Linked DNA regions of Homo sapiens: region 1 is linked to region 2. The links are chromatin loops, found by intact Hi-C in ENCODE. Cell type or tissue: PC-9. All regions are shown on one strand. Links, peaks and the distances in the headings refer to the core of each region. The heading gives the core; the rest is flanking DNA.

Region 1 (11,313 bases), core at 1,356-9,355, 72 kb after region 2:
CGAGCGCCACCACACCCAGCTAATTTTCTTTGTATTTTTAGTAGAGATGGGGTTTCACCATGTTGGACAGGCTGGTCTCAAACTCCTGACCTCACGTGATTGGTCTGCCTTGGCTTCCCAAAGTGCTGGGATTACAGGCGTGAGCCACCGCGCCTGGCCAATGAATTTATTTCACATATGTATACACCCAGATATTCAGATCTTTCCTTCCTTCCTTCCTTCTCTTTCTTTCTTTCTTTCTTTCTTTCTTTCTTTCTTTCCTTTCCTTTCTTTCTTTTTTTTTTTTTGAGACGGAGTCTCACTCTGTCACCCAGACTGGAGTGCAGTGGTGCAATCTCGGCTCATTGCAACCTTTGCCTCCCAGGTTCAACCGATTCTTCTGCCTCAGCCTCCCAAGTAGCTGGGATTACAGGTGCCCACCACCACGCCCAGCTAATTTTTGTATTTTTAGTAGAGATGGGGTTTCACCATGTTGGCCAGGCTGATCTCAAACTCCTGACCTTGTGATCTGCCCACCTCGGCCTCCCAAAAGTGCTGGGATTACAGGCGTGAGCCACCGTGCCCGGCCACACCAGGTATTTCTCAGGAAACACACACACAAGTGTTTTTCTGCCCTCTCAACACAACCACAATCAACACCACAGAATACTTCCGTGACCAAATGCGTGGGTTTTTTTCCCCCACACACCAAGCAGCAGACACTGGCTGGGTGTCCTCTCATTCAGTTCAATTCTGGTGCTGTTTACCTGGAGATAGCATCACATCCCACAGGGTTAGAACTCAGTCCCATCAGACTGTCCCCACTTCAGACACCTGCAAGTCCAAGCCTCCAGAACTTCTGACCGACTGGTTTCAAGTTGGGGTTCCCCGACCTCCTCGATTAATTTGCTACAGCGGCTCGCAGAACTCAGGGAAACTTACGTTAACCAGTTTATTATAGAGGATTACAAAGGACACAGATAAAGGGATGCATTGGATGAGGTATGGGCTCTGAGCTTCCACGCTTTCCCCTAGGCGCCACTCTACAGGAAACTCCAGGTGTTCAACTGTCCGAAATCCTGTCCTTTTGGCCTTTTGTAGGAGCCATGGGAAAAGTTCCCCTTCACCCACTGAAGGTTTGCTGAAAAATCAACTGACAAAAAGCTGATTAATAAGAGAAAAGGCGGCCAGGTGGAGTGGCTCACGCCTGTAATCCCAGCACTCTGGGAGGCCAAGGCGTGTGGATCACCCAAGGTCATGAGATGAGTTCGAGACCAGCCTGGCCAACATAGTGAAACCCCCATCTCTACTAAAAATACAAAAATTAGCCCGGTGTGGTGGCACATGCCTGTAATCCAAGCTACTCCAGAGACTGAGGCAGGAGAATCGCTTGAACCCAGGAGGTAGAGGTTGCAGTGAGCCAAGATCACGGCCACTACACTCCAGCATGGGCAACAGAGCCAGACTCCATCTCAAAAAAAAAAAAAAAAAGGAATGTAATCCCCAATGTTGGAGGTGGGGTCTGGTGGGAGGTGCTTGGGTGGATCCCTCATGGCTTGCTTCTGTCCTCTTGATAGTGAGTGAGTGAGTTCCCCCAAAATCTGTTTTTTGGGGGTTTTCTTGTTTTTTTTTTTTTTTAGGGGGACAGAGTCTTGCTCTCTTGCCCAGGCTGGAGTGCAGTGGCATGATCTCGGCTCACTGCAACCCCCACCTCCTGGGTTCAAGAGAGTCTCCTAGCTCAGCCTCCCAAGTAGCTGGAACCACAGGCACCTGCCACCACGCCTGGCTAATTTTTGTATTTTTTTTTTTTAGTAGAGACGGGGTTTCACTATGTTGCCCAGGCTGGTCTCGAACTCCTGACCTCAAGTGATTTACCTGCCTTGGCCTCCCAAAGTGCTGGGATTATAGGCATGGGCCATTGCACTCGGCCTCTGTTCTTTCATAATGTGTGGCAACTCCTTTCCCCTTGCTCCCCCTCTGGCCATGTGATGTGCCTGCTCCCACTTCACCTTCCACCATGAGAAAACCTCCCTGAAGCCTCATGAGAAGCTGAGCAGGTGCCAGCACCATGCTTCCTGTAAAGTCTGCAGAACCATGAGCCAATTAAACCCCTTTTCTTTATCACCTATGCAGCATCAGGTATTTCTTCACAGCAATGCAATAACGGCCTAACACACTCCCCAACCATGTGTGAGGGTTTCAGTTGCGTACATCCTTGCCAACAGTTGGTATTGTCATTCCTTTCAATTTTGCCAATTTTCCAGCCACCTTTTGAAGACTGTAGCCCCAACCTGCTCCTTTTGTTACCGGAAAGGGGCCCCGGTCCAGACCCCAAGGCAGGGTTCTTGGATTTTGTGCAAGAAAAAATTTGAGGCGAATCCATAGAGTAAAGTGAAGGCAAGTTTATTAGAAAAATAACAGAATAAAAGGGCTGCCGGTTAATCATTTTTATGGTTCTTTTTCTTTTTTTTTTTCTTTTTTTTTGAGACAGAGTCTTGCTCTGTTGCTCAGGCTGGAGTGCAGTGGCGAGATCTCGGTTCACTGCAAGCTCCGCCTCCTGGGTTCACGCCATTCTCCTGCCTCAGCCTCCCGAGTAGCTGGGACTACAGGCACCCGCCACCATGCCCGGCTGATGTTTTTTATTTTTTTAGTAGACATGGGGTTTCACCGTGTTAGCCAGGATGGTCTCTATCTCCTGAGCTCGTGATCCTCCCACCTCAGCCTCCCAAAGTGCTGGGATTACAGGCGTGAGCCGCCATGCCCGGCCTCTTTATTTTTTTTGAGATGGAGTTCCGCTCTTGTTGCCCAGGCTGGAGTGCAATGCTGTGATCTCACTCACTGTAACCTCTGCCTCCCAGGTGCAGGAGATTCTCCTGCCTCAGCCTCCCGAGTAGCTGGGATAACAGGCACCCGCCACCACACAAGGCTAATTTTTTGTATTTTTAGGAGAGACAGGGTTTCACCATGTTGGCCAGGCTGGTCTCGAACTTCTGACCTCAGGTGATCCATCCACCTCAGCCTCCCGAAGTGCTGGGATTAGAGGAGTGAGCCACCATGCCCAACTGGTTATTTCTTGAGGATATGCTAAATAAGGGGTGGATTATTCATGCCTCCCCTTTTTAGACCATATAGGGTAACTTCCTGACATTGCCATGGCATTTGTAAACTGTGTACCAGTGAGGGCCACCAGAGGTCAGCCTCATTGCCATCTTGGTTTTAGTGGGTTTTAGCCGGCTTCTTTACTGCAGACCGTGTTATCAGCAAGGTCTTTATGACCTGTATCTTGTGTCAACCTATCTCATCCTATGACTTAGAATGCCTAACCATCTGGGAATGCAGCCCAGTAGATCTCAGCCTTATTTTACCCAGCCCCTATTCAAGATGGAGTTGCTCTGGTTCAAACGCCTCTGACACTTCATCCATCCCTCGCAACGGCCCCACTGGGAACAGGTGATTGCCCTGGACTGACCTGCAATTGTCCAGCGCCTCCATTTGGGCTGGACAGGAGGTCAGCTAGCCTCTTGGTGGGGGCTGGCCTAAGCTCTGCCCCATGGAGTTGCTCCATAATGAGTGGCACTAGGATGGCCCAATCAAAGCCTTTTCTCAGCACATATACCAGCAGGGAGTAGGTGACATGGATCAGGACTGTGGTAGTGACCCTGAGCCACCCCAGGGGGTTGAGCTGGGTCCTGGGGGATTCTGGCGCTGGTGCATCAGTCACTTCTTTCTTGCCTCTTCCTAGTTTCCACCTATGCCTTTTACTCAGCATTGGCCATAAGTGCCCCAAGCACTGTCGCTGGAAAGCATTTGGCTTCTACAGATGTAATGTTTTTCAAATGAATGTGGATGCCACTGTGATTAATAACATTCAAATTCACTGAAAGCATTTCTGAATTCAAAGTAGTCTTTTGTGCTGTATTTTCTCAGCCAATGAATACATTAAAATACAGCTATTAACAAATGGGATGGAAATAGGTGAAGCTGTTGAAATTTAAGAGTTCAGAAACAAACAGAGTTCAGATGGGCCCTGGATGTAAACCAACATGGCCATTTTGGAGTTTCCATTGGGACAGGATGCTTCTGATCTTCCACCTCCCTGGAGTCACCCTTCCTTGTAAGATCCAGTGAAAATGGCTGTCTCTGTCCTTCATACCAGGGAAGGCTAGCATCCTTCTCAATGTTTTTGAGAATCTCCAGTGAATGCCTATGATCTCCTGTTACCTCTTAGCCCAGATTTCTTCAACCCCGCCCCAGCTCCCTCCATACTGCTGCGATTTCCCTTCGCAATGCTTCACTAGAGCACAGGTCTGGCCCTTGCTAGTGGGGTGATCAAACAGGGGCCACAGGAGCCAGACTGCCTGGGTTCAAAGTCTTGCTCTGCAACTGATGAGCTGATTGGCCTTGGGCAATGGTCTCCATCTCTCTAGGCTTTGGTTTTCTCATTATAAACTGGGGGTAAGTGTGGCCCCTACCTCTTAGGCCTTGCTGCAGGTCACATGAGTTAGTGTGAGTAAAGCATCAGCAAGTTAGTTAGGGAATATGAGCCATCATTTTTATTGATCCCCCTCCAAGCACTATAGTGTGTAACTGACCTTTTTTTTTTTGAGACCGAATCTGGCTCTGTCACCCAGTGTAGTGCAGTGGTGCAATCTCTGCTCACTGCAACCTCTGTCTCCCAGGTTCAAGCAATTCCCCTGTCTCAGTCTCCCAAGTGCTGGGACTACAGGTGTGCACCACCATGCTTGGCTAATTTTTGTATTTTTAGTAGAGACAGGGTTTCACCATATTGGTCAGGCTGGTCTCGAACTCCTGACCTCAGGTGATCCACCCATGTTGGCCTCTCAAAGTGGTGGGGTTACAGGCATTAGCCAAGGCACCCAGCCTGTGTAACTGACTTTTATGGACGAATTGGGAACAGCAGAGGGGGGATTACAGATTTACAGTTTAGCACCTTTTGTCTGTCCCCACCCCAGGAAGCGTCTCAGCAGCCTGCCATCTCCTCTGGCCTTGGCCTGTTGCCATTTCTTGGGGGCTGCTCACTTCCCACCTCTCTGGACCCTTCTCCCAACTGTCCTCTAAGTTCCACAGCCTCCCGCCCGCCTCTCAGCCACCAGAAGAATATGCAGATTGGTTTTACGGGGCACCTGCATTCTGGTCTCAGCTGCTGTAATTACAGAAAAGGCTCTAAGACAATGACACCCAATGAGGCCAAGACGGCCCCTCAGAGGAGTCTGGGAAATCTGCAAGGGCATTTTTCTTTGTCAAAATGGGAGACAGAGACCTGTTTTTATATAAACACAAAATAAATAACTTTTGCATGCTTTCAACATACACAGAATTTTCTAGGAACATGACTATTGTGTATACAAGAGAAGATTGTCCTTTGTTTTGCTTGGAATTTGGCCAAGACTCGTTGCCCATTTCATGTCACTGGCAACAGCACCGCCTGTGGGGTCTGAATCACCATCACAACTACCTGTGTCCATCTGCCTTGTGGCCGCCATGGTCTCCGTGGCCCCACCTCTAGGAGCAAGTGTGGGGCCACCTCATCTCTGGCTGTAGTCAGCCTGCAGATTTTCTTTCTTTTTCTTTTTTCTTTTTTTTTTTTTTTTTTTTGAGATGGCGTCTCACTCTGTTGCCCAGGCTGGAGTGCAGTGGCACAATCTTGGCTCGCTGCAACCTCCATCTCCCAGGTTCCAGCGATTCTCCTGCCTCAGCTTCCCAGGTAGCTGGAATTACAGGCGCCCACCACCGCGCCTGGCTAATTTTTGTAGTTTTAGGAGAGACAGGGTTTCACCATGTTGGCCAGGCTGGTCTCGAACTCCTGACCTCAGGTGATCCGCCCACCTCAGACTTCCATAGTGCTAGGATTACAGGCATGAGCCACCACGCCCAGGCTGCCTGCAGATTTTCATCCTGAAATTTATATTATTTTATTAGAAATTACCCTCCTTTTATTTCTCCTTCATATTATAGTTAGGATATCATTGATTTTTTTTTTAAAGCATGTGTGAGGGTAGGTTAGTTTATTTATGAATTTCATTTCAGCTTGGTGAAGGGAACATTACAAAATATTTGTAATGGGGGGCGGGGGTTGGGTCTGACTTCTCTACCTTTGCATAATTCAAGAAATCCATTTCTGAGCTCTCGGCAACCTGGAGTGATTTGCGTCTGAGATGAAGTGCCCAGAGGTGCAGGCCGCTGCTGCCCTTTAGTCTTTGGAATCGCTTTTTCCTCTTCCCTATAAGTGTTCTGGGTTCACGACCCCATTGCTAATCTCTTGCTCCCAGGCCTCTGGCCTGGACCTGTCCTCCACAGAGTGGCCCCAGGAGATGCTCCCAGCATATCAATACTTCTCAGCTTGAAACACTCATGTGGCCCCACGTTCCCCATGATCTACGTTTGTCCCTTGAGCTATGTGCAGGGCACAGCATCAGTTCAGCTCACTCCTCCCCTCTCATTTTGCATCCAGCCTCCTCTCCTTTGCCCATGCTGTTCCCTCTGTCTGGAATGCTGCCTCACCACCCTGCACCCCTGCACCCTCTCCTCCCTGCACCCCCTGTACCCTCACCACCCTGCACCCCCTGCACCCTCACCACCCCGCACCCCCCTGCATTCTCACCATCCCTCACTCCCTGCACCCTCACCACCCCGCGCCCCTGCACCCTCACCACCTCGCACTCCCTGCACCCTCACCTCCCCGCACCCCCTGCACTCTCACCACCCCGCACCCCTGCACCCTCACCACCCCACACCCCCTGTACCTTCACCTCCATTTCTGACTGTCCCCAAGGACTTCCTATTCTTCTCTTCATTAGAAACTCAGTCCTGAAGTTCCTGGGTCTTGAAGATGCCTCTAGAAAATCAGCTTCTAGACCAGGCGCAGTGGCTCACACCTGTAATTCCAGCACTTTGGGAGGCCGAGGCGGGCAGATCACCTGAAGTCAGGAGTTCAAGACCAGCCTGGCCAACATGGCGAAACCCCATCTCTACAAAAATACAAAACTTAGCCGGGCGTGGTAGTGTGCACCTGTAATCCCAGCTACTCAGGAGGCTGAGTGGAAGAATTGCTTGAACCTGGGAGGCGGAGGTTGCAGTGAGCTGACCAAGATCATGCCACTGCACTCCAGCCTAGGCAACAGAGCGAGACTCTGTCTCAAATAGAAAGAAAAGAAAATCAGCTTCCACCTGAGCGTGGAGTTGGGCAGGGGAGAAGGGTGTGGGGAAAAGCAAGAGAGATCAGATTGTTACTGTGTCTGTGTAGAAAGAAGTAGACATAGGAGACTCCATTTTGTTATGTACTAAGAAAAATTCTTCTGCCTTGAGACTCTGTTAATCTATAACCTTACCCCCAACCCCGTGCTCTCTGAAACATGTGCTGTGTCAACTCAGAGTTAAATGGATTAAGGGCGGTGCAAGATGTGCTTTGTTAAACAGATGCTTGAAGGCAGCACGTTCCTTAAGAGTCATCACCACTCCCTAATCTCAAGTACCCAGGGACACAAAAACTGCGGAAGGCCGCAGGGACCTCTGCCTAGGAAAGCCAGGTATTGTCCAAGGTTTCTCCCCATGTGATAGTCTGAAATATGGCCTCGTGGGAAGGGAGAGACCTGACCGTCCCCCAGCCCGACACCCGTAAAGGGTCTGTGCTGAGGAGGATTAGTATAAGAGGAAGGAACACCTCTTGCAGTTGAGACAAGAGGAAGGCATCTGTCTCCTGCCTGTCCCTGGGCAATGGAATGTCTCGGTATAAAACCCGATTGTACGTTCTATCTACTGAGATAGGGAAAAACCGCCTTAGGGCTGGAGGTGGGACATGCGGGCAGCAATACTGCTTTGTAAAGCATTGAGATGTTTATGTGAATGCATACCTAAAAGCACAGCACTTAATCCTTTACCTTGTCTATGATGCAAAGACCTTTGTTCACATGTTTCTCTGCTGACCCTCTCTCCACAATTGTCTTGTGACCCTGACACATCCCCCTCTCGGAGAAACACCCACGAATGATCAATACTAAGGGAACTCAGAGGCTGGCGGGATCCTCCATATGCTGGACGCTGGTTCCCCGGGCCCCCTTATTTCTTTCTCTATACTTTGTCTCTGTGTCTTTTTCTTTTCCAAGTCTCTCGTTCCACCTTATGAGAAACACCCACAGGTGTGGAGGGGCAACCCACCCCTACAGAAGGGGCCACTGGGGCAGGGAAGAGACAGATGTTGGATTTTAGAGGATCCGGTAAAGGATGCTACTCTTCTCCATCCAAGTTTGAAAGCGACTGAGAGAGACACACAACAGTCAGACAGAGAGAGATCAAAATATTTTCCTGTGACTTAAGAGCAATGGCCAAGCTGGCTTCCTGCTATCCTACCCTTGAACTTGACATTCACCCACTGAAAATGCCCAGTCCCTGGCTCAGTGGGGATACCAGAGGCTGCTAACTGCCAGGCAGCAACAGACCAATAAAGGCTTCCAAAAGAGATGGTGCGCTGGGCTGGGCATGCCCAGGAGCTCCTCCCACGCTTGGCCATCAGGTAAGTCACTTCTCTGCAGGGGAGAAGGAGGGAGTGAACACATGGCGTTGCTGTAATTCAATGGACACTTCCCCATGGAAGCACCATGATGTCGGGGAGGGAGGGGAGGAAGGAAGGGCGGTGCTCAGAGGGGAGGAAAGCTGTGACCCGAGGTGCCATTGCCTGGTTAATGTTCTTGGCAAGTCCTGGATGGGGCAGGAGCTGAAAGAGGAAGCTGAGGCCACAGGAAGCTGTCAGAGCCCGGGACTATGCCAAGAACTTCTCTACTTTAAAATAACTTTTGGCTGGGTGTGATAGCTCATGTCTGTAACCCCAACACTTTGGGAGGCTGAGGCAGGTAGGTTGCTTAAGGTCAGGAGTTCGAGACCAGCCTGACCGACATGGTGAAACCCCGTCTCTACTAAAAATGCAAAAATTAGCTGGGCGTGATGGCATGCACCTGTAGTCCCAGCTACTCGGGAGGCTGAGGCAGGAGAATGGCTTGAACCCAGGAGGTGGAGGTTGCAGTGAGCCAAGATTGTGCCACTGAACTCCAGCCTGGGTGACAGAACGAGACTCCATCTCGAAAAATAGTGAAATTAAATAACTTTTATTATCAGCAAAGCTGTGTAGGGGTAGAAAGGTGTGCTAACTTTCCTCATTCATCATAAAGGTCATGGCTGACACTCCTATAATAAAAGACTGGTTAACAAGAGGAAAGCAAAACAAATTTATTTAATCAAAGTTTTACAAGACACAGGAGCCTTCAGAATGAAGACCCAAAGATCCAGGGAAACCTATCTATTTTTATGCTTAGATTCTATGCAAAGCAGACAGCCGTGTAGAAAGTGATCGGACAAAAGAGCATGATTCATGGGAATAGACTGAGCGCGGATACCCAGCAAGTCCTGTCTATTGAGATGCTTCTTGGCCTCTCTGTACGGCACTCCTTCCAGCAGGTATCGGGCAGGACCCTTTCTGGAATAGGGGTCTTCAGGGGAGAAGGGAGAGAGTGACCCTTTCTAGGTTTTATGGCTTGCTTTAGGGGAGAGGGGTTCTAGTTTCTATGACTGGGGAAAAAGAATTCTGGTGTCTATGGATTCCTCTGGGGGCGAAAGAGGGGCAGGAGACAGGAGGATGGGAGAACGTCAGAGAGAGAGTTGACTTTTGAGACCTTCCAGTTTCTTTAGTTCAAAGTACTCAGCCTGCCATAGTGCCATACTTTGGAGTACCGTTTCTGAGCCCCAACAGCTGTGCACGTACATTAGAGAAAGCTGGAAGTTACAGATGAGCAAAAATAAGAAAACAAAACCACTCTATTCCTACCATCTAGGGAGTATCCTCATTGTCTATCCTCCCATATATATATATATATATAAATTTTTTTTTTTTTTTGTGAGACAGAGTCTTCTCTGTCACCCAGCTGGAGTACAGTGGTGTGATCCTGGCTCACTGAAACCTCCACCTCCCGGGTTCAAGCGATTCTCCTGCCTCAGCCTCCCAAGTAGCTGGGATTACAGGCACATGCCACCACACCCAGCTAATTTTTGTATTTTTTTAATAGAGACGGGGTTTCACCATGTTAGCCAGGCTGGTCTCCAACTCTTGACCTCAAGTGATCCGCCCGCCTCGGCCTCCCAAAGTGCAGGGATTACAGGCATGAGCCACCGCACCCGGCCCCGAATCTCTTTTTATGCCTATGTAATTTTTTATTATTTTTTTAGAGGCAGGGTCTCACTATGTTGCCCAGGCTGGTCTCAAACTCCTGGGCTCAAGTGAGCTGCTTGCCTCAGCTTCCCAAAGTGTTGGGATTACAGGCATGAGCCTCAGCGCCCAGCCCTGCATATGTAATATTTTTGTGTTTTGTTTGTTTGTTTTTCTGAGACAGAGTCTCGCTCTATTGCCCAGGCTACAGTACAGTGGTGCGATCTTGGCTCACTGAAACCTCCACTTCCCAGGTTCCAGTGATCCTCCTGCCTCAGCCTCCCTAGTAGCTGGGACTACAGGCCCTTGCCACCATGCCCGGCTAATTTTTGTATTTTAGCAGAGACGGGGTTTTACTGTGTTGGCCAGGATGGTCTTGAACTCCTGACCTCAAGAGATCCACTTGCCTCAGCCTCCCAGAGTGCTGGGATTACAGGCATGAGCCACTGTGCCTAGGCATATGTAATTTTAAAAATCAAAATGAGATCATGCTGTCCTTGTCAGTTATCTCAGCCTCTCCCTGTCAATACATCTCCATCTTATCTAATGCTCAGCCCACATTCAAATTCTCTCATTGCTCCTAAAATGTCCTTTATGCTGGCACCTGAAAATGGGAGTGCAGTCAAGGACCCTGCAACGCCTGTGGTTGGATGCCCTTAAGTCTCTTTTAGTCTGGCAAGTCCTTTTTTATGACAATGACATGTCATAAAACTGGACTTGTTGTTTGCAAAATGCCCCACCTTCAGGGTTTATTGTGTTGTTTTTCTCTTGTTTCATTTCTTCCTTAGTCTCCTGTATTTCTGGTAAACTGGAAATTATTGGACCCAAGTTAGGCATTTTGGGCAAAAAGACATCATGGGTGATGGTGGTATGCCACGCAGCATGACAGCAGAAGCACCTTCACATCATGAGTGATACTGAGCTAGGGGGATGGTTTCCTGAAGGACTGGATTGGAGGCCTTCCTGGCTAGAAGGCCCTTGCAAGCTCCTTGCTCTTATTTTACAGACATGGAAACGGAGGACCTGAGAGCAGCCTCCTGGAGCACAAGCCTTTGCAGTTTATAGAGGGTCTTCTTGAACCTGCAGGGGCTTCTCCACAGGCCCAAGATTCAGTTTTGATT
Region 2 (11,313 bases), core at 596-8,595:
CTAAGTCCTAGTGACCCCCACGTCACCAAATCCACTGGCCACTCTTAGCCTTCCTCTTAACTGAGCTCTTGGCGGCACCTGACCCTGTGGGCCCTTCCCTCTCCCCACCTGGCTGGGGCCCCCTCCTCTCTGGGATCTCCCCTCCGGGCAGGGCCTACTCAGCGATGCACCCAACACTGAAGCCCTGGGGTCCCTCTGGGGGCACTGGCTCCTCCATGCACTCATGCAGTCTTGTGTTTTAGACACCATCTGCATGCTCAGGAATCCACCCCAGGCCTGCCCCAACACCCAGATGCTTCCATCCAATGGCCTAGCCAGCACCTCTCTCGGACACCTGACACCCTGCCAGCTCTCAAACCCCTTCCCTGCTTGTGTACCCCAACCCTCCTGAGGTCTTCCCAAGGCCCCTCGGTGGCTTGGCCTCTGGCTTGCAACTGTCTGTGGCTCCTCAGCCCTCACCCCCACGGCCATGCCACTCGGTCAGTACACGTACTCGGCTTCCCTTCAGACTCAGAGCTGGACTCCAGGCACTCCCTCACCTCCCCTACCCCTGCCCTGGCAGCTCTGCCTGGGACTGTCATGGTGGCCTCGACTGGCCTCCTTGCACTTGCCCCTACGCTCTCAGCTCAGCAACAGAGTGGCCCTTTTAAGATAAGTTGAGCCACATCATTTTCTTTTTAAGACCCTACAGCAACGCCCTGTCTACCCCACCTGGCTCTGGTCTCTCTGACCTGCTGCCAGCGTGTTCAGCAGCACCTGAGACAGCGTGGCCTGGCCCTTGCTCCTCTGGGCCTCTGTTCAAACGTCCTGTCACAGTGAGGTCTCTCTTGCCACCTCATCTAACAGCCAGGGCTCCCCAGGCCCCCAGCACTCCCCATCCCAGGCACCTGGCTTTATGTGGGTCCAAAGTGCCCATCCGCTCCACCATGTGCCCTATTTGCCTTGTCTATGCGCTGTCCGCCTCCTCGCTGGGCAGTGAGCACCACAGAGAGGTCCACAGCTGTATCCCCAGCACCCAAACAGGGCCAGGTACACAGTAGCCTCCCCACAGAAATGAATGAGGCAGCCTGGGAGCTGGGCACCCAGCTAGGTGCAGCGGCACCTCAGGCCACCAGAGGGAGCCAGCATCCAACTGCTAAGGCACCAGACGCTGGAGCCCACGTGACTGGGCCTGCCAGCTGTCACGGGATGACAGCTGAGATTTTATTAAGAAGCTTGGATTCTGGTGATGCTAGGAGGTTTGTCTTCACTCAGAGCATCACCTGAGTGACTATTACACACTTTCCAATGGGGAGAGACTTTGCTGAGAAAGCCACAGTGCTTGCTGGGGGGACAAAGCCGATGTACAATGGGAGAGCATGGTCCCCCACACTGCAGGTCAAGTGGTGATGGGCCAGGGTCTAGGGGCTGAGCTCCTGTGCTCGGCAGCTGTTCCCTCTCCAACCTCAGCTGAGCATGAGGCTGTAACAGTGTGGCCTTTGGAGACTGGAGGCTTGAGTTTGAACCCTTGCTGTATCACTTCCTGACCGCAAGGGCCTGGAGGTCACTCAGCCATTCTAAGCCTCAGTTTCCTCTTCTGTAAGAGCAGGTGGTGACAGCTACTTCACAAGGCTGGTGTGAGATCAAGGGTCCAAGATGCAGAAATGGTCTGGCCTATAATAGGTTCTTAATAACGAGTGGCTCCTCGCTTCTCCGGTGACAGGGCTGCCTCTGAGTCAGTGATGTGTGGGCCAGGAGGACCAGTCAGGGGAGCAGGGCCAGCACCCCGGATGGGAGGGCCCTGGGGCTCATCCAGGGCAGGGCTAGGGCCAAGCCAGAAGCAGGCCTGGCTCGCTGTGCTCTGCATGGGCTGAGAACTGCTGCCAGGGGAGAGGCCTGGGCCCGAGGCAGATGGGCAGCCCTTCTCCCTCTGGCCAGGCTGTTATGGACAGGCTGGGGCACTGGACTCTGGCCTCCTCCCAACACCCTGGGCTGCAGGCCTGCCTCTCTCTGCCCCACAGGCACCTGGTTCTTCCAGGCAGGGGCCTGGCTGGGCCCTCATGAGGTCTAGGGACTCTGCTCTCTCTGCAACACTAAGGCACCTAATACAAATGCCAGCACCCCTCCTGTCTGCAGAGCACCAGAGAGCCCTGCCTGCCAGTGATACCCTGGGTTCTGAAACACCCTATGGGCAGGCAGGACAGATACCACCTGTTACAGTTTAGGAAACAAAGGCTCTAAGAGCTGTCCCCACACCACCAGTGAGTAATGGAGCCTGGTGCTCATTTTGAAGAGTTCTCTGCCACAGCTGGGACTCCCAGGGATGCAGGCAAGAATGCCAGGCACATGCAGCTGACAAAGATGGGAAGGGGGCATGAGGTGCTCTAGTCCTCTCTGATCAGTCGCTGGAGGGATGGTGAGAATAAGGCCCCGAGAGCCACCCAGCTTTCTGAGGACAGGGAGGGCGCTGCAGAGTGGGTGTGGCTGCTGTGGGTCCCAAGGGCAGGGGTGTCAAGGAAAGAAGCTGCTGCCCAGCATGCCAGCCTTTCCAGAACGGGAGCCCAGGGAACTGTCCTCCTTCTGCCTGGCATGAGCTGAGGGCGGAGACACCCAGGACAGGGAGGGGTTCCTCCTGGAGCAGGCGCCCTTCTCTGGCCCACTTAGGAATGCAGAGTCCACCCAGCCCCCAAGCGGTGGGCTGAGCGCAGAGCTAGGCTGCAGGCCAGGTCTGGGGCTAAGGCCTTTCCTAGATCCTATGAAGAAGGTTGGAGCCTTAACTAACAGGCCTTCTTGGTGCCTTTTCAAAGACCTCTATGGATTGGGCCTCTCTACTAGGAAAGTCCTTTCTTCTAGAAAGGCAGAGCACATGAGGGGAGCCGAGAGAAGGGAAGATGTGGGCAGAAGGGAATGGCTGAGGGGGCAGAGAGAGAACGCCAGAAGGGGAGGGGAGGCAGCAGTGTGGGTGTTATGCAATATCTCATCTAGCCCTCTCCAAAAAATTCCACGAGGTATGTATCAACATCTCCACTTCGCAGATAAAGAAACTGAGGCTCAGAGAGGTGGACCCACTTGCCCCAGGCTGCAAGTGACAACATCTGGATTCGAACCCATAACTGTGTGACTCCGAAGCCTACAACTTCACTGCTCAGGGATAACACAGAACTAGAAAGGTTGAGGCCCAGAGAAGGTGTAGAAAAGAAGCCATTCAGGGCAAAGCAGTAGGCGCAGCCCGGTAGCCCTTCCTCACACACCACCCGGGAGGAGAGGTGCAATCGCTGGGGGATGGGACAGGGGTACTCACGAGCAGGACCGAGCCAGTTGGCAGAGGCCGCAGGCGGGCTTCCGCATCAGGTACATGGGCCACCCGTAGGCAGCCAGGGCAAAGAGCATGTAGTAGCAGACCTCTTTGTAGCGGAGCATCTCTTGCTAGAAGAGAGGAGGCAGAGGGCGGTCACCTCCTGCCCTTCCTGCCTACAGCCTCAGGGCCCAGCAGTTCCCCAGGGTGGGAGCCTGCGGACCCAACCCCTGGCAGGGAGGGGTTGCTGGTCCCCTGTTGAGGTGTGGGGCCCAGGCCTTGGAGGAAGGACACTCCTCCAGGTGATAATTGCATTTCCCTAATTATCTCCATGCAACCAGGACACGAATCCTCAGAGACCTGTCCTGTTGCTCCAGTCTCAGAATTAATGATTTGGGGACAGAAAATCACTTGGTCCATTTCCTTGCCTGTTTTCCAGAGAAGGGAAGAGTTGAGGGATGTGAGTAGTAATCCCCCCACCTCGGCAATCAGCCCTGAGAAGGGCCCTTGATGCTGGGAAAATGTAGCCCTGAGAGGCCCCAGCCCTCCAGCTGGGCGGCGTGTGTGGGCCTTGGGCAACAGGGCAGCCACGCTAGGCCAGGAGACCAATCACCAAATCTCTGGCCCTTGGGTTCTTTGACTGCAAATATTGGGAGCCTTCAACTTGACTCAGCCAGCTGCAGGCTCCCAGGGCTCCGGGCAGGGGCTGCGTTGGTGGGAGACTGGGATCTCTTGGGAGAAAGGCACCAGTTTGAAAGCCAGTGTGTCTGAGGCCCAGCAGCCACTGTTGATGCTGAGGAGGTTATTGGCTGCTGGGGTGGAGGGAGGAAGAGGCAGGGGTGCCCCAGCAAAGTGTCTGCCAGCTTCCAGTCTTTCCCGAGTGCCCCAGGCACCGGGAGAGGGAATTAGTCACCTTGTAAAAGTTAAGGAGGGTGGTTAGTCACCTTGTGAAGTGAAATAGGTGGCACCTTGATCAGGGCCCGGAGGGGTGGAAACATCCCTGGCCAGCTCAGCTGCTCTTCAGGAACGAGAGTGGAGAGGTAATTATCCTCTCCCTGTCAGAAGCTCCCTGCAGCCCTGGGGGCGGGGTGGGCCCTGGCAGCCTCTGCCAGGTGGCAGGTGTGACCCTGGCACCTCGATGGGAGTCACTTGATGGGAGTCACAGCTGCCTGCCCTCCCCGCTCCCTGTGAGGAGTGGGAGGGAGAAGGTGGTGAGAACAGCCAGGGCAGAGCCTGGCAAGCAGAAATGGGCTGGTTTGGGGCACTTACTATGGATGTGGCTATTTTTAGAGAGGATACAAATGCCTGCTTTAGTGGGGAGTAGGGACAGGCAGGGAGGACTGAGGCTTTTCTAGAGGACTGAGTGTTGGTTTTTTTTTTTTCTTCTTTTTAAGGGACAGTGCAGCTGGAGTGCAGTGGCAATCATAGCTCACTGCAGCCCTGATCTCCTGGGCTCAAGCAATCCTCCTACCTCAGCCTCCCAAGTAGCTGGGGTCACAGGCATGTGCCACCATGCTTGGCTAATTTTTTTTTTTTTTGTAGAGACAGGGTCTCACTATGTTGCCCAGGCTGGTCTCAAACTCCTGGCCTCAAGCAATCCTCCCACCTCGGCCTCCCAAAGTGCTGGGATTGCAGGCACAAGGCAGCACACGTGGCCTAAAGGACTGAGATTTCTAAGAGACGGAATCCTTTCCATCAGCATCCTGGCTGGCACCGAGGCTTCCTGGCACTGTGATGGGAATGGCTCGTGTCCTCTCAGCACAGCTCTGGTAGAAGGTGTGCCTAGTGTCATTTCACAGATTCAGGATCCAGCTCAGAGGGGATGAGGGGCCTGCTGGAGGTCGCAGCGACAGGCATCAGAGCAGATGCACGCTCCAGCCATTTGCTTCCTGAGGCAGGGCCTGTTTCTCCCGGCTGCCAGCTGTGGTTTCAGCCTGGGCTGTACTGGGCCCTGGGCTGTACTGGGCCCTGGGCTGTGTGCTGGGCCCTGGGCTGGGGTTCTCCCACCATGTTACTGGCACCACCTTTCCCTATTACACACTGGATTTCTACGAAAGGCGATTGAGAAAAGGTTCCACTACTAAAAAAGCTTGGAAACCAAGTACTACGCCCATTGCGTTTCATTAACAGCAGCAGCAGCAGCAAAAATGCTAGCAGCTCACCCTGGTAAAGTGCTCTGTCATCTCAAGAGGCCAGGACCAGACACTTCTGAACTTGGTAAAGGAATTCAGGGGATTTGTCTGTCGAACCGGTGTGAAGTGGGTGGTTCTCGTGAGGGGCATGATCTGAGCAGAGAGGCTCTCTGGAGAGCCGGGGGGAGACCGGGCAGGGGCAATGTGGCTGGCACTGCAAGGGCAGCTGGGAGGAGTTTGCTTAGGTCATTGTGGCAGAGTGGGAGGGATGGGGACGGGGTGGGGTGAGAGTTGATGTCTGACTCACTGAATTCTTGAGGTCGAGGTACTTGGTGTTTCTGGTCACCGGCATCCCAGACAGGAAGGCCAAGATGTCATTGTTTGCCTGTAAGACCGGCAGGTGAAGAAGGACAATCACTGGCCCAGGCCCGGCTGCATGGCTGGGAAAGGGGGCCCAGGCCCTGGCGTCCGCCTGCTTCCCAAAGGCCGAGAAGCCCAAACGAGCATGCAGCTTCTAGTTCTTCCAAGATTCAGCCACTTTTCCAAAATCTGAGGTTTCCCCATATTTCCAGATGCTCCCCTTCTACCCAAAACATCAAGCCCCTGAGGACATTCCTGGCCCACAGCAGGCGAAAGGTATTTTGTATGAGACACTGAGAAACCCTAACTGGGGTTGGTGTGCTGGTGGGGATGTGGGGTGGGCGGAGCGGCCACGCAGAAGACCGACTCGGGAGCTCACCACGTCCACTAAGCCTGTGGTTAGAAGTCCTTTGAGGGCCAGCCCCAGAGGCAGCCATGCACGACCCAGAAAGTCCCTAGAGTAGTAGTCACGGAAAGCCTGGCCGAAGGACAAGCTCAGGAAGGCAGGGGGAGCCAGAGGTAAAGGTGACCTCCAGGGTCCAAGAGAGTGCGTGGTCACTGGGGAGCTGCGTGGGAGCCGAGCCCTCCGCTGCAGGGGCCACAGGGAAGGGGCCTGAAAGAAGGGTGGTGTGGAGAGGTGACCTGGAGAAGGGGCTGGTGGTGCTCACCTCGTCCAGCACGGCGTTGCGCTTGGCCCGCTGCCGCTGCCGGAGCAGCACCAGGCCAGCAATGATGTCGGATGGCACAATGTCAAGGTCCCGGAAGAACTCCGCAAAGAGGTAGGCGATTTCTGAGTAGGCATCCTACGAGGTCCAGGAAGGCAGGAGGCAGTGGCAGGGGAGCAGGAGAGAGGACGAGAGGCCAGGAGTAAATCCCCCAGGGCTGGGAGGCTGCAGAAGCAGGTGTCTGCTCGGGGTCCCCTGGACAGGTTCTCCCCAGCACCTCCACAGCGCCCACTGAGCCTGACCCCATGTGGCCCTGTGACCCTGAGGGCCCTGCCCAGGGCTCCTAGACCTGGCAGTAGCCACCCAGCCCTCTCCTCTCCTTGGAATTCGCATGGTGCCCACTGTCTACCAAGAGCAGGCGCCAACTTGAGCCACTCCTTTTTGCTTTCCCAGACGCTAGAATCAAGGCCGGGTGGCTCTGGCTCATTTCTCCTCTAGCCATTCTCTCCAGCACAGAAACCAAACTAAGCTCCTGGCTGCCTCTGACCCACCAGCTGGGACCTTGGAAGTCCCTCGTAAGGCCTCTGTGGAGCCTGCCAGGTCTCAGGGCCCCTCCCCCAGCTACCCACAGGCTGCTGGCTCAGTGACCCCCACAATGTGCCCTAGAAGGGGGTGTACTCTCTGGCCCAGTGGTCCCCCATGGCTTCTCTCCAGGCCCTTGGCCTGAAGACAGTGCATGTCTGGGCCTCAGGGCAGGAGGCGAGCCCTGCTGGCTGGTGCCCTCTTAGTCTTCCCTTCCTGGCCCCAGGCTGCAGCCCAGAGCCTCTTCCCTAACCTGTTAGGAGACGCTGAGGTGGGAACAACCACATGGCAATGAAGTCTGTCTCACTGGGTCTCGCCCCTGAGTGTTTGGCACTTGTAAGTGACTAAATCAAGGGCTGCAAATTCAAATGCCGAATGGAGCCAAACGGAGCCAGATACTGCTCGGCTCCAGCTGACCGGAGGCCCTCCAGGGCCCACTTCACCAGATTCAGAAATACAGAAGTTTATGGAAATACCCCTGATTTTTAAATGCTGGCATCCAATTAAAATGTGTAAGCAACACAACACACGCTGATCAAAACATGCTTGGGACCAGACCTGCCCCCTGAGGCCATCAGTGTCTAACAGGACCTTTGCCGTGGGGCTCTGCTGTGATGTGCTATCTTTTCCCCAGACTCTGACAACAGCCCCAGCTCTGCCCGTGCACCCAGAGGGGCAGGCGTGCCCTCCACACAGCAGCCCCAGCCTCCATCCGCCAGGGGCCGGCTCTCTGCCCTCTGCATGGCCTGCCTTGCAGCCCAGACCCCTCAGACCGCCCCAGAGAGACCCAAGGGGGTGCTCCCCGCCCACCAGGGAACCTCGGGGGCTTTCTTACACTTGATTACTCACTCTACGGCTCACCAGGGGACGCTGGTGGGCAGGAGCCACTCGAGGCTTCCCGGTGGCTTCCGTGGAAGGCACTTTGCTGTCTGCCTCAGGGAGGAGTGGTCTCCTGACCTCACTGGCTCTGCTACTAACTAGCTGTGGGACGCTGAGCAAGTCACTCCACCTCTCTGGGCCTCAGCTGCCTGATCTGTAAAATGAGGGGTGGGACTAGATGATCTCTAAGGTCCCTGCCCGCTGCGGGGCACCCCTGGATGATCCCGGGGCCTGCCTCCCTTCCCTCCCCTTGGGGGCCGCCCCCAGCTGGCCCTGTCTTCCTTCTGCAGTGCCCTGGCATTAAGTCCGGCCCTCTGGTCACTCCTCTGAGCTCCCAGGTGCTGAAGGCTATGTGTCCCCATCTAGGACCGTGCTAAACGCCTATCGGCTTTGCCAGGCCTTCTTGATTAATTTGCTGCTGGTGAAACGCTACTTTTCTTTGTCTTCAGGTCACCCTGACTTTGCATATTTCTTCTCCTTAAACTAGAGTATAAGTTCCAAGGGAGTTGATGCAGTCTTCACAGCTTTCTGTTCCCTTGACAAAGCAAGTGGACGTGGTCCTGCGTGCTGGAGCGAGTGGCTCAGTGAATAACAGGCCCTGTGTGAGCAGGCCATACTTGCTCACGCTGGAAACCCAGCTCCTTCCCACCAGCCCTGCCCCATCCTGCTTTGCCAAAGGAGCCAACAGCCCCTTAATCACCTGACCACAGGATGTGAGCCAGAGGGGAGCGACCTCCCAGTACTTACTGACTGGGAGTCCTTCGTCCGCGTGCAGCAGAGGAACACTTTGAGCCGGCGCGACCAGCTGGTGGCTTGACCCTCCTCTAAGCGGTGCCTGCAAAGCAGGAGAGGCGGTATGTGTGAGGTCAGAGGGCTGGACCAGAAGAGCTGGGACCCAGACGTTATGGAAACAGGGCAGGCTGTTCCCAGGACCCTACCAAAGGGTTCCCGCAGTGGGTTCTGGGGGAGAACAGGGCCCAGGCCCTGCCAGAGCTGGTGGCCAGTGGCCTGGCTGCTGGCCAGCAGGGGCCCTCCCTGACAGACTCCTGCTAGCCTAAGATGGTGTGTGCCGTTGGCCAAGGGTGGGTGGGTGGAAGAGAGAGGTGGGGAGCAGTTGAGAGGCTCCTTGGCTTTTGGAAGACTGAACACAGGCAGGCTCTGGGGCTTCAGAGCTGGGAGCCCTAAGTGGGGGCTACCCTGCAGCTCAGGTGTCCAAAGGCTCAAACCCTGGGAGGTCAGCAGGGTGTTGGGCCTCCCTGTCGTCTCATTCTAAGGCCTGGAACAGACCTTCCAGAAAGACCTGCTTTTCCCCAGAAAGGATTTCAGACACTTACATACTTACATACTCTACTTACAGGAAATCTATGGGGCTGAGTAAGGCTCTGCATTTCCCAATTCCTTGGATCTGATACCTAGGTAGGGAGAGGGCTCTACCCCTCACCCACATGGTTGCCCTTGTCTATTCTCACCCCCCAACCCCATCCCCAGTGGGTCTGGCTGCTCAGATGGAGAATCAGGGTCTCCAGGAGTCTGTACCCAAAGGCAGAGCAATGGGCCAGTTATTCACAGAGGTTCCTCCTAGGCTGGATGTCTGCAGTCAGTGTGTTGAGCATAAAGATAACAGATCCAACATTAAAAGTGCAGACCTCCAAACCGAGCAAGAAGGGGCTAGCTTGCTTTTGTGCCATGTGCGGCCCCTTAAAAGCCTGATGCTGGGTGGTCAGGAGAGGAAGGCAAGGGTGGCCCTCATATGCATTCAAGGCACTTAACATCAATCTGTAGTGACAGGCCAGGCCCTTTTTGAGCCTCTTGGCTCCTCCGTGTGTCTAAGGACCGCTTCCCGCTCTCCAACCCTGGCTTCATAAGGCAAATGGCCACAAGGAGAAGGAGGGCAACAGGGTCTTCCAGGGCTACGGGAGGCAGGTAGGGAAGGGTGCAGGGAATTGCTACTCTGGGGACCTGCTGGCTCTTAGGGACTTGGACAGCTGTACATCCTAAACCAATGTCCCACCTTCTGGGGCATGAAGGGACAGTGTGCTGGCCAAGCAGGGTTCCCAGAGCACTGTGGGATGGGTGGTGGTGGCCAGCTGGGCTGGGAGGGAATATGGGCTTTGGGGCCTTGGCTCCCAGACCTGACATTTTGGGCTGGGACGTGGCCACAGCAGGCACGGGTGTGGCTCTGGCTGCAGTGCTGAGCTGACGTGGAAGGTCCACGGGGAGCCGAACACAGCAGTGCAGGAGGGTGGGACGGTGAGAATTCCTGCCGGGCAGCGGGGGTCCAGACAGCCTGCTCCCCAGGTGCTTGAGCCAGCTGCTCTGGGCTGCAGGTGTGGTGCCAGTTCTGCACCCCAGCAGCAAGACCCACGGCAGGTGACCTGCCCTCTCTGGGACTTGGATTCCTCATCTGTAGAATGGATCTCACAACCATGCCGGGGTTCACAAAGGGATTAAATGGATGAATTGCGTAAAGGGCTTGGCATGGGGAGCTCCTTACATAATGCACTGTAGAAGCCCCATTAACAGGAGGTACTGGGACCCACCCTGGAAGCCCCTCTCTTTTTCTTTCAACAAACAAATTATTGTGACACTACCTGGATGCCCTCCCTCATTTTGTCTGCCATGGCACACTTTCCCCCATCTTTAAAACATCATGCAAAACTCACCCCCTCTAGGAAGCTTTCCTTGACTTGCCTCTCCCAATCTCTGAATCCTAGAGGCAGCCTAGCCTAATTTAATAGCTAGTTAAGCGAGGACTCTAAGGCCAGACTGCCTGGGCTAGTTCCCAGCCTTACCATTTTCTAGCTGTGTAACCTCAGGCAAGTCCCATCATCTCTCTGTACCTCAGTTTCTCCACCCATATTATGGGGAAGTTGACAGCTGTGTGGTGGACTTGTAACTTACTACACGCAATGCTTGGCTTCACTGTTATTACCATTGTTATTATCAGCAGTGGACAATGATGACAACAACTACTATTAACCGAGCACTTACCCAGTGTGAGCACTGTGTTAGTCACTCTGCAGGTATTAGCTCAGTTAAATCTCACAACAACATGAGACAAGAATTGTTATTATTCCCACTTTATAGACAAGGAAACTGAGGCAGGGAGCAGTTAAGCCCTTTGACTAATGCCCACGGCTCACACGAGGTTGGCATGCAGTCTGGGAGGCCTGGGGTAGCCTTCTGAAGAATGGAGACCTCTGCTCACCAGACAGCAAAGCCCACCCTGGGACTGCCCACCCAGCCCGCTGACTGACCGCAGGTTGTAGGTCCGCAGGTTACGCTGCCTCCTCTTGGTGGCTCTCAGCTTGACAAAGGTGCGGCCCGTGGGGTCGAAGACGCAGAGGACAGTGATGCACACACTGAGGATGACTACCCAGTTGCAGACAACCATTCCTGCGGGCAGCAGTGGGAGGCATTA

What was found. Hi-C counts contacts between places; a loop is a spot of excess contacts. Peaks named below come from ENCODE experiments on the same cell type or tissue, not always from the same donor. Only the 100,000 strongest peaks of a DNase experiment are listed, where the experiment ranks them.
Region 1: a loop joins it to region 2, with 5 times the contacts of the local background. A loop is called at or near these places in 4 of 110 quality-filtered maps.

What each region holds. Positions count from the first base shown.
Region 1 is chr11:61,651,861-61,663,173 of GRCh38, reverse strand. No RefSeq gene overlaps it. Among named protein-coding and RNA genes, the nearest start is that of DAGLA, 23 kb to the left of the region's middle. RefSeq lists an enhancer at 1-85. In PC-9, for the core only: a CTCF peak has its summit at 3,206 (motif pointing right); a DNase peak (open chromatin) is centred at 5,383; H3K27me3 peaks cover 1,616 bases.
Region 2 is chr11:61,723,409-61,734,721 of GRCh38, reverse strand. DAGLA (diacylglycerol lipase alpha) reads right to left here. Exons shown (of 20, transcript NM_006133.3): 5 at 11,150-11,288; 6 at 8,640-8,727; 7 at 6,435-6,569; 8 at 5,714-5,791; 9 at 3,281-3,405. Among named protein-coding and RNA genes, the nearest start is that of MYRF, 24 kb to the left of the region's middle. In PC-9, for the core only: CTCF peaks have their summits at 913 and 1,115 (motif pointing right); DNase peaks (open chromatin) are centred at 1,141, 4,271 and 5,721; H3K4me3 peaks cover 412 bases; H3K27ac peaks cover 2,956 bases.